Linked DNA regions of Homo sapiens: region 2 is linked to region 1. A link is a contact called in ENCODE Hi-C data. All regions are on one chromosome and are shown on one strand. The core of a region is the stretch at or near the end of the contact, and the rest is flanking DNA. Distances in the headings are between cores, read along the strand shown.

Evidence for each region. A loop is a pair of places that touch in the nucleus more often than their neighbours do. Pooled maps may share reads with other maps.
Region 2: a map with no recorded cell type shows a loop between it and region 1 (21-fold over the local background). The contact joins two enhancer-like sites. A Hi-C loop is called at or near these places in 3 of 37 single-sample maps with no recorded cell type and 2 of 50 pooled maps.

Annotation. Positions count from the first base shown.
Region 1 is chr14:50,061,433-50,068,106 of GRCh38, forward strand. All of the region lies in intron 2 of LINC01599 (long intergenic non-protein coding RNA 1599), which reads right to left. Among named protein-coding and RNA genes, the nearest start is that of LINC01599, 40 kb to the right of the region's middle. RefSeq lists enhancers at 138-317, 808-877, 1,348-1,557, 3,113-3,162, 3,533-3,892. Within about 2 kb of position 3,684, at least 8 of the 41 ENCODE cell types and tissues checked have a DNase peak (open chromatin) inside an H3K27ac peak, as active enhancers do.
Region 2 is chr14:50,790,023-50,796,531 of GRCh38, forward strand. It overlaps NIN (ninein), which reads right to left. Exons shown (of 31, transcript NM_020921.4): 5 at 2,690-2,859. Among named protein-coding and RNA genes, the nearest start is that of NIN, 38 kb to the right of the region's middle. RefSeq lists enhancers at 1-107, 548-687, 2,054-2,103 and a silencer at 1,252-1,311. Within about 2 kb of position 2,254, at least 11 of the 41 ENCODE cell types and tissues checked have a DNase peak (open chromatin) inside an H3K27ac peak, as active enhancers do.

The sequences.
Region 1 (6,674 bases), core at 2,434-4,933:
TCTGGCTTCTTTGCTCCAAAATAGTCTTTTTTTTTTTTTTTTTTTTTTTTTTGGTTATACATTTACAGGAAAAGTCTGGCTTCTTCGAGAGTTGCTTACAGACAGTGCCAGGCCTGTCCCCTCTGGAGACCTGAAGGGTCTGGCCTTAAGTAGGATCCAGGGCAACTCTCTGCTTTCCCACATGAATAGACCTGCCTGGATGCCTCTGCTCATCACCACCTCTATAAAACAAACAGATTCTCCCAGGACAGATTCCATACGTTCAGGGCTCAGGGTGCCTGAACCCAGAATTCATTAAAAGCAGTGAAGGGGCAAAAACGGGAGCAGATGTCAGCAAAGCACAACTGCACTTAGCAAGTTCACCTTTCCATCCAGAGTTCCTTGCAGGAGGGGCCAGGAGGGAACACAAAACCCTCCTCACTTCCTGATTTTACAATCACTCAGCTAGCGGCTACAATCAGGGTCACTAATCACAGCTGTTGAACCAGGCCGCCACATCCTGCCACCAGCAGCCCCGGAAGACACTGTGCAGAGCAGGAGGCAACCCTATGCCACTGGTTCTCTGGTGTGCAGAGAAGTCTCCAAATCAAAGAAACCTTAATGCTTAGTGACAGCTTCTCGTTAAACAAGGTAAACAGTGGTCCAGTGAAAACATTCTCAATGTTGCTGAGAATGTTTCCCTCAACACACTTCTTTTTGGGAGCCAGCTCAGAGGCCCAGCTCTGTGTGCCTTGTGGGTTCAGCTCTGATTTCTGGGAGCCCTGGGAATGTAGGAGGTTTGGACCCTGAGAAGTCCCTGGGCCGGCAGTGCTGTGTGTCAGTGTCAAGGCAGTGCAGTGGCATGGGGCAAGGCCTCTGTGAACTAGTCAGCGGGGAAGGGGCGGGAGGGCATTGCCAGGTGCCCAAGGCTATCTCCAGTGCCAGAGCTCCTCCCTCCCCGTCCCCACATTATGTGACCAAAGGTCTTTGGGTGTTGCTGCCGGATGGTGGGTCTTCTGGTCCAGCTGCTCTCTAACACCTGATGCCCTTTTATCACCCTCTGTCTCTCATACTTCCCAGGCCCCGGCCTGAGCCCCAACCCAGGCAAAGTCCCCTGAAGTCGCTATTCCTTTCCTTATTCTTTATTTTCATCGCCACATCTCTCTCTCTCTCTCTCACCCCCGTTACCAGAGAATTTAGGCTACCTTTTCTCCATCAGCATGGCCCGTGGCCCGACAGCAAATGTCTGAATGTGTGTGTGGTAGCTGGCACTCAGCTTCTCATGAGCTCCGTGATGTGAGCTCCATCTATGGAGGACACAGATGTTAGTGTCACAAAAACCCAGGCATTTTCAACTCCTGTCTAGTGAGTCACCCTTCCCCTAAGCCCCACCCCCACCTATCACAGAGATTAACTGGGGTTGGGGGAGGGTGCTTCTTACTGTAGCAGTAAAAAAACAAAGTAACCTGTCAATTTAGAAAAAACAGATTCAGGCCCAGTGCAGTGGCTCATGCCTGTAATCCCAGCACTGTGGGAAGCTGATATGGGCAGATTGCTTTGAACTCAGGAGTTCAAGACCAGCCTGGGCAACATGGCAAAACCCTACCTCTACAAAAAATTAGCCAGGCATCATGGCACATGTCTGTGGTCCCAGCTACTCCAAAGGCTGAGTGGGAGGATCAACTGAGCCCAGGAGGCAGAGGTTGCAGTGAACCAAAATCGTGCCACTGCATCCAGCCTAGGTGACAGAGACCCTGTCTCAAAAAAAGAAAAAGAAAAAACAGATTCAAACCAATTAGAACTCAGAAGGTTCAGCAAGTTCACCAGACACAAAATCTACCTGCAAAAATCAACAACATCTCTGTCCACCCACAATAACTGCTGAAAAATATTATTAAAAAGATACCATTTACAATAGCAGCAAGAATTACAAAATATATCTAGGTAATAGCCAAGAATACCCAAAACTTCTAAAAACATGTCTTAAATTCTAATAAGGAAACATAAAATGATCTGAATAAATAGAGTACATTCCACATTTTGGGTAGGATGACCTCATGTAAGATGACTTACTTTGGATGACATTTATAAAGACCTAGTTATATGAACAATGAACCTATAAATTTAATGCAATGCTAATCAAAATTCCAACTGGATTTCTTTTTGAGAAACTCAATGGAGAAATAATTAACTTTTACAAAGAAGAGTAGAGGGGAGACTTGCCCAATTACCTACACTACAAAATCAGAATAACAGTAGCAGTGCCAGCTCCGTGGCAGTCCAGTAGACTAGCAGAAAAGCATGGGTAGCTGGGCAACACACTCCGGTCCTTTAGGAACTACACAGAGAGAAAGTTAACCCAGCAAACACAGGTCCTCAGTGGGCTCAGCCACCAGTGGAGGTTTTGCTGGGATATTTTGCTACACTACTATCATTGCAACAAGTATACCTAAGGGATAACAAAACATGTGCCTCAAGGTCCCCGTGTGACTTAAAATGCACTACATCAAACTGGCTCTGTGGAAAGAACAGGACTTAACCGTTCAGCAGGCCTAACTCTCTGGAGCTGCCCCTGAAGTCCGCAGCAGCTACACGTCCTTCATGAGGCCAGATGTGCAAAGCCGGGCCCAGAAAGCTGAGGTAGGTCCCTGCACAAGGCCACAGGGCTTCCATCTCTCTCCACAGAAAACACATCGCAGAGCTCATGAGAAGCTAAGTGCCAGCTACCAGGAGTGCTGGAGGGTGAGCTGGAGGAGGTGGCCTTAGGTGGAGATGAAGGGACAGGAGTCCACAAAGCAGGCCCACTCTGAGTGTCCAGCAATGCTAGGTAAAATTCACAGGTGGAAATCCTAGGCCCCAGGGTGACGGTGTTTGGAGGTGGGGCTTTGGGAGGTGATTCGGTCTTGGGGACAGAGCCCTGAAGAGCCCTTTAATGGAGGGGATTAAAGCCCTTATGAAAGAAACCCCTTCTGCCACAAGAGGACTCTGGGAGAAGGCGCTCTCTATGAACCAGAAATCCAGCCCTCACCAGACACCAAATCTGCCAGCGCCTTGATCTCAGACCTCCCAGCCTCCAGAACTGTGGGAAATAAATGTCTATCCAGTCTGTGGATTCCTGTCCTAGCAACCCAAATGGACTAAGACAAGCATCTTTTACTTCAACTAATTCAAGCAGATGTTCAGCTCTCCTGAATTACTAAAAGCATACACATTTTTAAAAATAGAGCATACAAATCAAATCTCAAGCATTTTGTGTCCACTCTCTTTAGCTCCTTGTCGCTCGTCTCATGTTTCTGTAAAACCACATTCTTTCCTCTCATTTTCGGTGGGGTCTGTCTGGGTTGTGCTGTAGCAACAAAAAATTTCCAAATCACAGAGGCTTTACACATTGATCATTGATATTTGAGCACTGATCATTGCTGAAGCTGAGTAATGGGTACAACAGGTTTGATATTATATATATGCATATATATATTGTATTGTATATATACATATATATTTGAAATTTTCAATAATAAAAGGTTTTGTAAATCTCCATGGCTTAAACCCACAAAGGCTCGTTTCTTGCTCATCTTCCATGTCCCTCATGGATCAGCAAGGTCTCTACTCCACTTCATCCTCATCCAGAGACACAGGCTAGCCAGCCTCCACCCTCTAGATTATTACTCACTACCGTAGCACCAAAAAGGAACCACGGGGAGAGCATGTGATGGTTCTTCAGGCTTTTGCCTGAAAGCGAAACCCATGACTTCTGTTCACATTTCATCAGCAAAGCAAGCCACATAGCCACACCTAATTTTAGTGGCTCAAAGACAAATGGATCTACTATCTACTCAGTAGAAAGGGAACTGGAAATATCTGGTAAACAGCACTAATGATGACCACAGCCACGAAGAGATGTAAATCTAGAAATTCATTCAGAAAGAAGCCCTGATATGCCATAGAGTTGTTCCCAATGGGTTTCACCCCCAACCAAAACCAAACACTCAGTTTTCTCCATTTTAATAAAACATTCAAACTTATACTAAGACTGGGAGTTCCACAATGTCAGGGACAGTTTATATAACTTCTTTACTTTTCCAGTACCTAACAAACACAGCCCATTGAGAACTGTCCCTGACATTGTGAAACTCCAACCTTGATATAAGTTTGATTGTTTTATTAAATGATAAGAAATGTCTTCTTATTGTCTTCCCTCTGTACTGTTTGTGTCCCATTTTCCTCTTCCTATAAGGATGACCGTCCTCTTGGATTAGGGCCCGCCCTACTGACATCTTAATTTGATTACCTCTGTAAAGACCCCATTTCCCCACACAGTCACACTCTGAAGTGCCAGGGGTTAGAACTCAGCACTCTGTCTTTAGCAGGTGCTAGATTAAGATCTGCTCAACTGAAGAGACACAGGAGGCAAGTAGAATGGATTTCCAGGCGTCCTCTAGAGAAGCCATTTCTCATCTTTGTTCTTACTCTTACCAAACTCTGTCTTATGACATTCCCAGGAGGAGACAGGAGGGGGCTGGTGCTTTTCTAGGAGGCCACTGGGTCATTGAGGCTGTCCCAGGTGGCCAGTCTTTCTCGGCTGCAAACTCACCAAATGTCAGGGGGTGCAGAAGGGAGCCTTGGGATCATCCTACTCAAAAGCATGCATCTTACAGGTGAGGAAACTGAAGCCCAGAGAAGGCAAGGACTTCTACCTGCTTTAAGTCTACCGCCTCCTAAGTCCTTTTGCATTAGCAATCTCTGAAAGGCTTGTGACTTTGAAACCTGGGTATCCTGGACCATTGTCCAGTCCTGTCTGTGTCTGCCATATTATATCCAGCCATGCTGTACACTGCTGTATGTTTAGTAAGGCTGAACTGAGAGAGAGAGAGAGAGAGAGAGAGAGAGAGAGAGAGAGAGAGAGAGAACATTTAAATAGTGTAGGCAATTCTGCCCATTTCACTCAATAAGGGGATATAAATCTGCTGTTCCCAATAGATGTTGGTTCCTGCCTCATTCTCATACGTGAGCACTAGCAAGCCTTTGTATAATACTAGCATGGCCCCTAGACACAGGCCAGTCCTGTCCTGGGGCTTTACTGAAGAGACAACACTCTGCTTCTGCACCGGAGAGAGAGCCCGTCCTATGCTTAGTGAGAAATGGTGTCAGGGTCTCCAACACGGCAATTTCTGAAGGGATTTGCAGGCGTCATTTGAACTGTACTCTCCGTCTTTACACCCAAAGCCTGGTGTGATATGCTCTGCTGTGACCATTGCCAGTGCCGGGGTTGGGCTGCCGAGAAAGGACACGTTGAGAACAGTGCCATGTATTAAATGAGCCTTCGGCGGGCTCTTGCTGGAGCATCTTATGAGCAATGGCACATGTAGAGAATAATAACTTGAACAAACCTATGCATCGCTTGACCATAAAAATCATTAAAATATCAAGGGGTTTAACGACGTAATGACCTAGCACAGATGGAAAATACGTTTAAGATCTCAGTCACTAAAAATGCATTTGGCATGCCACATTTGCCTCCTCTGAAAATGGGGGAAAATACATTTAGGGTAAGATGGCCACAGCTCCCCAAGAGGAAGGGTGGAAAAGAGAGAGACAATCCTCATTGGGTGCCCAATGAGGCAAAAGCTCTGAGGTGCTCAGATTGCCCTTCTGTGAGGGCTGGTGATGCTATCACCATTGGAAGCTGCAGCCAATTCACCACTCCAGAGGCTTCTGAACTATGCGAGATGCAGGAAGCATTTTCTGAAAGAGAGTCCCTCTTAGGGGAAGATACCAGAGTCTGCTTACCAGAAACATCAAGAGGGGAGGCAGCTGCAGAAATGAATGTGGACAGAAACACTGAACGCAGCAATTTATAAAAGAGGCTACTTTGGTCTCCTGGATACGTGTTTCTTTTTTCTTACCAGATCTTAGTTACTGTATTAGTTTGCTATGGGGCCCATAGCAAAGCACCACAGACTGGGTGGCTTAAACAATAGAAATATATGTTTTAGTTTCAGAAGCTAGAAATCTGAGATCCAGGTGTTGACGGGGTTCGTTTCTTCTGAGGGCTGTGAGGGAAGGACCTGTCCCTGGTTCTGCCAGGTTTGTAGATGACCGTCTTATTCCAGTGTCCTTTTATCATCTTCCTCCCTACTGTTTGTGTTCCAGTGTCCTCTTCCTATAAGGACAACAGTCCTATTGGATTAGGGCCCACGCTGATGACCTCATTTTAATTTGGTTACCTCTGCAAAGACCCCATTTCCCCACACGGTCACACTCTGAGGTACCGGGGGTTAGAACCTCAACATATGAATTGGGGAAGGGGAGGCAGGACAGGGTTCAGCCCACAACGTTACTCAATGATTATAATACATCCAAAGGGAGGCTTTGAAGGGGTGTGTTTTGTCACATGGAGAAAACAAAAAGCTCACAGTGTATGGAATGGTTCCTGTTTTACTAAGGTGTTTGGTCAATGAAAGTCTAACTCACCAGGGACAAACTGCATAGACAGTGAAGGGCGAAAGCTGGGGCTGTTGGCCGTGAACCAGTTCTGTGATCTTAAGCAAATAAAACCCTTCCATGACTCAGTATTCTCATTTGTAAAGGAAAGGAATGAAGTTGGTGAGCTGGATGTGGTGCCTGGCACTCCCACCCACTGTGAGCCTTCCTGTATGACAGAGACAAGAACACTAAAACCTATGTTTCCAGATTCC
Region 2 (6,509 bases), core at 1,004-3,503, 730 kb after region 1:
CCAACAGGAACATCGAAAATGTCTTGTGTGAAGCTATTACTTTTTTTTTGGAGACAAGGTCTTGCTCTGTCACCCAGGCTGGAGTGCAGTGGCACGATCTCGGCTCACTGCAACCTCTGTCTCTTGGGTTCAAGCAATCCTTCCACCTCAGCCTCCCCAGTAGCTGGGACCAAAGGGCATGCACCACCATGCTCAGTTAATTTTTTTGAGTTTCGTAGAAACAAGGTCTCATTATGTTGCCCGGGCTGGTCTTGAACTCCTGGGCTCAAGTGATCCTCCTGCCTTGGCCTCCCAAAGTGCTGGGAGGCATGAGCCACCATGCCCAGCACTGAAACTTAATTTTTTAAAGAGATGAAGTGATTTGAAAACTGACAGGCACAATTCAGCTTACAAAACACTTTCTTTTTAGGCAAGAAAGCAGTTGGATGAGCTTTGGTGTGAGTCCACTTTTGGTAATTAAAAAAGGTGTGGTACAAAGGTGTTATCTTGTATTCCTACAGGCATTGCTCTGGTGTGGGATATAACAGAATAGCGAAGTTGAGTCAGTTGGAGTCCTCGCTGAGAACAGAAATCCAGAGAAATGACCCTCTCCGGGCCTCTATTTGCAGTTCTGCTGATGGAGGGTGGTGAATGCTACAGCTTCTGTGTATAGCATCAAGAGGTCATATCTAAGAGGTTTCTGGAGGAGTTAAGGGAAGTTGTAAGTACATCAAGGGTGAAATGATACTCCCAAAATACCATTTTACTGAGACATAAGCCACAAGATTTTGCCCAGGCTCAGGCCTCAACTCTTATCTTTATTTATACATGAAATCAAAGTCTCACTTTAAAAATAGTAAATCTCCCTGGGCACCAGTAGATAACATATAACAAGGATATAAGAAACATGTTGCCAGCAACAAAGTCAGCTCTGCCCAACAGCTTTCTGCGTATTCCTAGATGAGGACTAGAAACTCATGTCAAAAAAAAAGTAAGCATTTACTTTCTTAGTACCAAATAATACCCTGGGGACTGAAATAGTTGGGGAAATGAGTTATTAAACTTAAAAGTGTTTTCCAAATAACAAAAACTTACCTGCTCAAGTACTGAGACATTTAACCATTTTTTTCATAAAGAAGTACATTCCACACCACTCAGGGTTATAGAACAGACTTTATGATACCCTTCCTGACAATAAGAAAACTATTACGAACACTGTACTAACTGAAGTATGTAAATTACTTGCATCCCTGAGATTGTATATGTAAAATTTTTGTGCATATGAGTATATGTGTTTTACTGGGGAAAGACCCCTATCTCAATTCGCAAAGAGACCCAAGAAAGGAGAAGGACTCCTGAAACTGTTCTCAGCTTTTTCTGCTTTTGGCTTTTTCTATTTTCAGCTGTCACTTCTCATCCACACTACTCTTATACCACTTTTGTGGGTTTTTTTTTTCTCTCTTCTCTCTTTTAGTTGCTTTTCTCCCTCTCTTCTCAATAACATTTCTGCCACTGCTGCTTCACTTGTGGTGAAGGACAAGTGTCATTTGTTTTTTTAAAAAAAAATGATGCAGACCCCGATCAGCAGACTGGTCATGTGTCCTTATAAATTTCCGTATTTATTGCCAACACTTGGGCTCAACACTTGGGCTCTTTTTTGTTATTTTTGGATTTTGGGGTATTCTGGAAAGTTGAGGAGGACACTGGATGTCTGATTGCTGGGGCCATTATTGGGAGCAAGCTTCCTGTAGATTTCAGTAAGCTGAACATGGATGTTAGACCACAATGAACACACAGGTGCACGCGCACACACACACACACACACACACACACACACAGAGTCCACTGGCAATCTACAGACCACTTTCAGAAAGTTGAGGCGCTTTGTTTCTTTTCCAATTTATATTAGTATCTGAAATATCTGTAGCCCCAGTCTGAGCTGGGATTTGCAAGAAATATTTACAGCTTGCTCAGCATGGCATTTTCAATCATGTTCTATAAATGGGATGCTGGTAAATGAGCCATAAAGAAAGAATAAAGAAAATGTTACTGAACCTCCTTTATTGGTAGATTATGGCAATATGCAAAATGAAAAGATGGGGGATGAGGGAGGCTGGCGACTCTCCACATGCTGGAGAACGAGACAGGCCTGGGTGCAAGGAATCCAGCAGAAAGAACCATGGCAACTGCTGGGCACTGGAAAGCACCCCAGGCTCAGTATCTTGAGGCAAAAACCAAGTGTTCGAGCTGCTTTATCACACTACAAAAGATAAGATGCAGGCTTTCAAAATGCCTGAACGCGTTGCTTTCATTTCCTGCTACAGATGCTGTTTTATAGTTTGGGGCAAGGGAGGGGGAGGAGCTGGTTCGCCTTTTAAATAACTAAAAATGATCATGCTATAGAGGAGAGAGATATTCAAGAACTAGAAGTGGGAGACCTCAGATGATGTGGAAATACCTGAACTCTAAATGTGTACATGACGCATGCACAGAAATGTCAGCTCTCCAAAAGCTGAAACGAGGTAAAAACATTCAAAAGATAGAAACATTATATATGTCCAAAAGGCAAGTAATAAGATTAGCAAGGAGTTGGTAACTGAGAAAAGCCCACATCGTGCCATCAACCCCCTCAGCTCCCCTGTCTCTGTGCTGCACTGACGTGGGGCTCCACACTCATGATCCAGATGAACGTGCATGCCCGATTCCTTACCTCACTGCAGTCACCGGCTGGGATGTGTGAAGGCCGCGCTTCTTCATCCAGTGGCTCAATCACCGTCACTTCAGGAAACTCCTCCACGGACTCTTGGAACTCGGGCAAGGACCTTCGTCCGTAACGCTTCCCACCTCTAACATATTTGGGCTGAGCTTCTAGTGAGCAGTCTGAGAGAGGAGACAAGAGTTGAGGCCACATGACATGAGAATCTCAGTTCTTAGCTGCCACTCACAGCCATCGGACACAGCCTCTTATACCAACCTCAAAATAAACCACCACTGTTTGCCAATTGTGGTGGCTGTGGGTGTATATGAGCCATCAGGTCAGATGCAGAGCACGCCTTCTAATTCTGAACGATTTATGGGACCGTGAGTATATATCTGCACATGACGGGAGCAATCCAACAATGGCAGCAAGGGATCTGACTTAATTGCAGAGGATTAAGGTCAGGAAAAGGTGAGGGGTCACATTTGTTCTGTTTATTAAGCTGGGTTTTCCAGCAGGATGGGGAGACATCATATTAACAAAGAGACACCTTGGAGGAAGTCTTAGAAAATGGTAATACAACAGACACCAAATCAGCACTGTATACTCAGTATCCACATCAATTAGTCTGAAACACCCTCCCCTACCTCAGTGATTCCTCTGTTAACCATTCCACTCTCTGATCTATCAGACAAGCAGATGACAAAACAAAGAAACGGACACAACACATTCTAAGCAATTAATGACAGCTAGTTACGTATATGAAACCCGGCATCAAGATCTCATTGTAAAATTAAAAACAGTAAAATAAAATAGCAAATGTGAAACCACAGTAAAAAAAATTGTATTATTTTATCTCTTTGTAAGCATCGGTGTTGTACAAAATAAAAAGGAATGTGCATGAGGTGAGAGTCATCTCTTGATCTTAAAGAAGGACTTCAGCATTTTGACATCACTTGTCTCAGGTTCAACACTGACCACCTTCCCCGTTACCATCACCACCACTGCTGCCATCACCACTGCCATCACCACCACCACCACCACCTCCACCGCCACAACTACAGGCTAAGCTTTTTCTACAATTGGAGCTTTAAAGCAATAAAATAAATACTTCACTCTATTCAAATGTTATCTCAGCTATAGATTTTTTAGCACCTTGTACAGCATCAGAATAAAATGTTTCATTAAAGTACAAAAGATGACAATGCTTTGATTTCTGTTGTCTTGCTGTCCACATATTCATACTCTCTCGAGAACAGATATGTATTCTGTTTGAACATGAGTCTTAGCAAGGTATGTCTGAACTCAGACATGTAGACTTTTAAATGAGATTATGTACACGTATTATAAAAACGACAATAGTTGATTAGATAAGAACTAAAAGAACGACCGTTCCTTTATCACCATTGAAACCATGCTGGGGTTTAGCCATTACTTTACAGTTTCCCAGGGAGGACTGGCGACCCTCTTTGACTAAACACCTCCCCGCCATGTCCTTCCCTCTGGGACAAGCTCGGATTTCACTATCTTCACAAATGTGGCCAGACACATTCTGAACATGCTCAGCAAAGCTCAGAGTGAAGTATTTATGGTAGCTATATAATTTCTAGTGATATTTATATCCAGCTTTAAAAAAGTCCCAGTGAAGTCATTTTATTAGGTCGAGTGATTCTCTTACAGGAAGTGTTTAAGCATACAAAATTTATACTGAAAATTGCATGCATATTTGAAGGTACCTTTTATCAGAAGACAGTGTGTCAGCTTGTGACCATTCAGGAGCGGCCCAGACACCCGAGCTACTTGTTGGCAGCTGACACCCACAGATGCTAGTCAGATAAGAGGCAATGCAGAACCATCCTTAATTTATTACATATTCTTAAATTTTGGTGGCAGACAACAAGATACACCATTAGTGACTATAGGGGTTTGGAAAAGATTAAAAGGAACACTTAGAACCTTGGATAATGAACCACAGTATTTTCCCAGTATAAGAACAAAGTTGTGTCCTGGGGATGGAAGTGGCGAAGGAGCTCTTATTGCATGCTGCACTTATTCAGAGGTTAAAAAAAAAAAAAAAAAAAGCAGTGGGAGAAAACAACTATCTTTTAAAAATCCATTGTGATCTAATCCCAAACCTACCGGTGGATGAAATGGTTCCCTGGTTGTTTACTACTCACTACCCCACGTAGTGCATAGGGTAGATGCAGTGGTGGATTCAAAACAGCTCTTTTTCTAAGCAATAAAAGGTAACAGATTGTGAGCCAGCAGGGACCCTGTGGAGTTTTGGTTTATTTACTCATTTATTTTTGCATTGCCAGGCATTAAATTGTTTATTTCATTATCTTATTATAATAACCAATTTAAGCAAACTTTAAGTTAATATCCTTCATAGAACGTACGAACATGATAAAGTCAATTTCTAGAGACATCTATTAAACTATGTAACCTTTTTGGAATAAAGACATTAGCACACACAAAGAAAAATGGGTTAAAGTTTTCTCATCACTTTATTTTCCAAACCATGCAAGTGACCAATAACGAAGTGGACTAATCACACCATTTAAAAATAGTCACCTCTAAGAATGACACACTCAGACATCCCTCTCCCATTTAGAGCATCCGCCTCATTGCACTTAACATGATACGATGGGAACAGAGACAGCAAAGCTAACGATGTTCAGAGAGAACATTCACGGTCAACAGCCCTTGCTAGGTTAAGCGCTGAAAACACTATGATTCTCCTCATCAATCTCAATCAGAGATTTAGAACTGAACAGCAGATGTCCACCGAACCATGGGGATTATAAGACACTCTTACCCACTCAAGTTAAAGAATGCCTTGACCCTTTCTGACCATGCCTAATGGAAGAGATCCAAAACTGCAACCCTGGGGCTACGTTTATTTACTTTCTGAGCACATCCAGATGGAACCTTTATTTTTCAGGGTGTCATTCTGGAATAATCTTATCTATGTCAGATAACATGGAGGCTTTTGGTTTATTAAGAAACGAAATTATTGACATCACAGAGCTTCCACAGGTGAGAGTATCTGCTCCAATCACCAGCTCCAAGAAGGGACATGAAATGCCTGGCCAATATGGCGAAACCTGGACTCTATTAAATACAAAAATTAGCCAGGCGTGGCGGCTCGTGACTGTAGTCCCAGAAACTTGGGAGGCTGAGGCAGGAGAATCGGTTGAACCTAGGAGGCAGAGGCTGCAGTGAGCCGAGACTGCGCCACTGCACTCCAGCCTGGGCAACAGGGCAAGACTCCATCTCAAAAACAGAAACGAAACAAAACAAAAAGAAATGCTATCAAAACAAAGTATAAATGACTGCCATGCTTTCAGTGTTTCAGTGTTTGAGTTCCTTGAAAGTGTATTTATGATTCTCCCTGGATTGTTAAGCTTCTGAGTCATTTTTCCTTCTTTCCCATTTTCCATTTCTCCTATTTGGCATCACTACAAAAATTAAAGTGGGCTTCAAAGGAAAGCAGACAAGCCCAGCTTGCCTGGAGGTGTCTCAGACCCCATCCCTGGAAAGCTTATTATGAGACACACCAATCAGAGGAAGGTGGCTTTGAGGCAGTCCAACCTGACCTAGTTTAATGATCTAGGTTTTATTCCATAAGCCAAATGCTTGGTTATGAGCAGGGGACAGTAGAGAAACCTTGCTTCAACCCTCCACTGGAGTAATGTGGAAGTGAGTGACAGTCTCTACAGAGCACGTGGGGAAAACATCTGATTCGAGAGTTAAAAAGATGAAGAAAATACTATGCCTTCGGGCCTTAGAAATGACAGCTGGGTTGCTCACACGCCACATTTGTTATTTC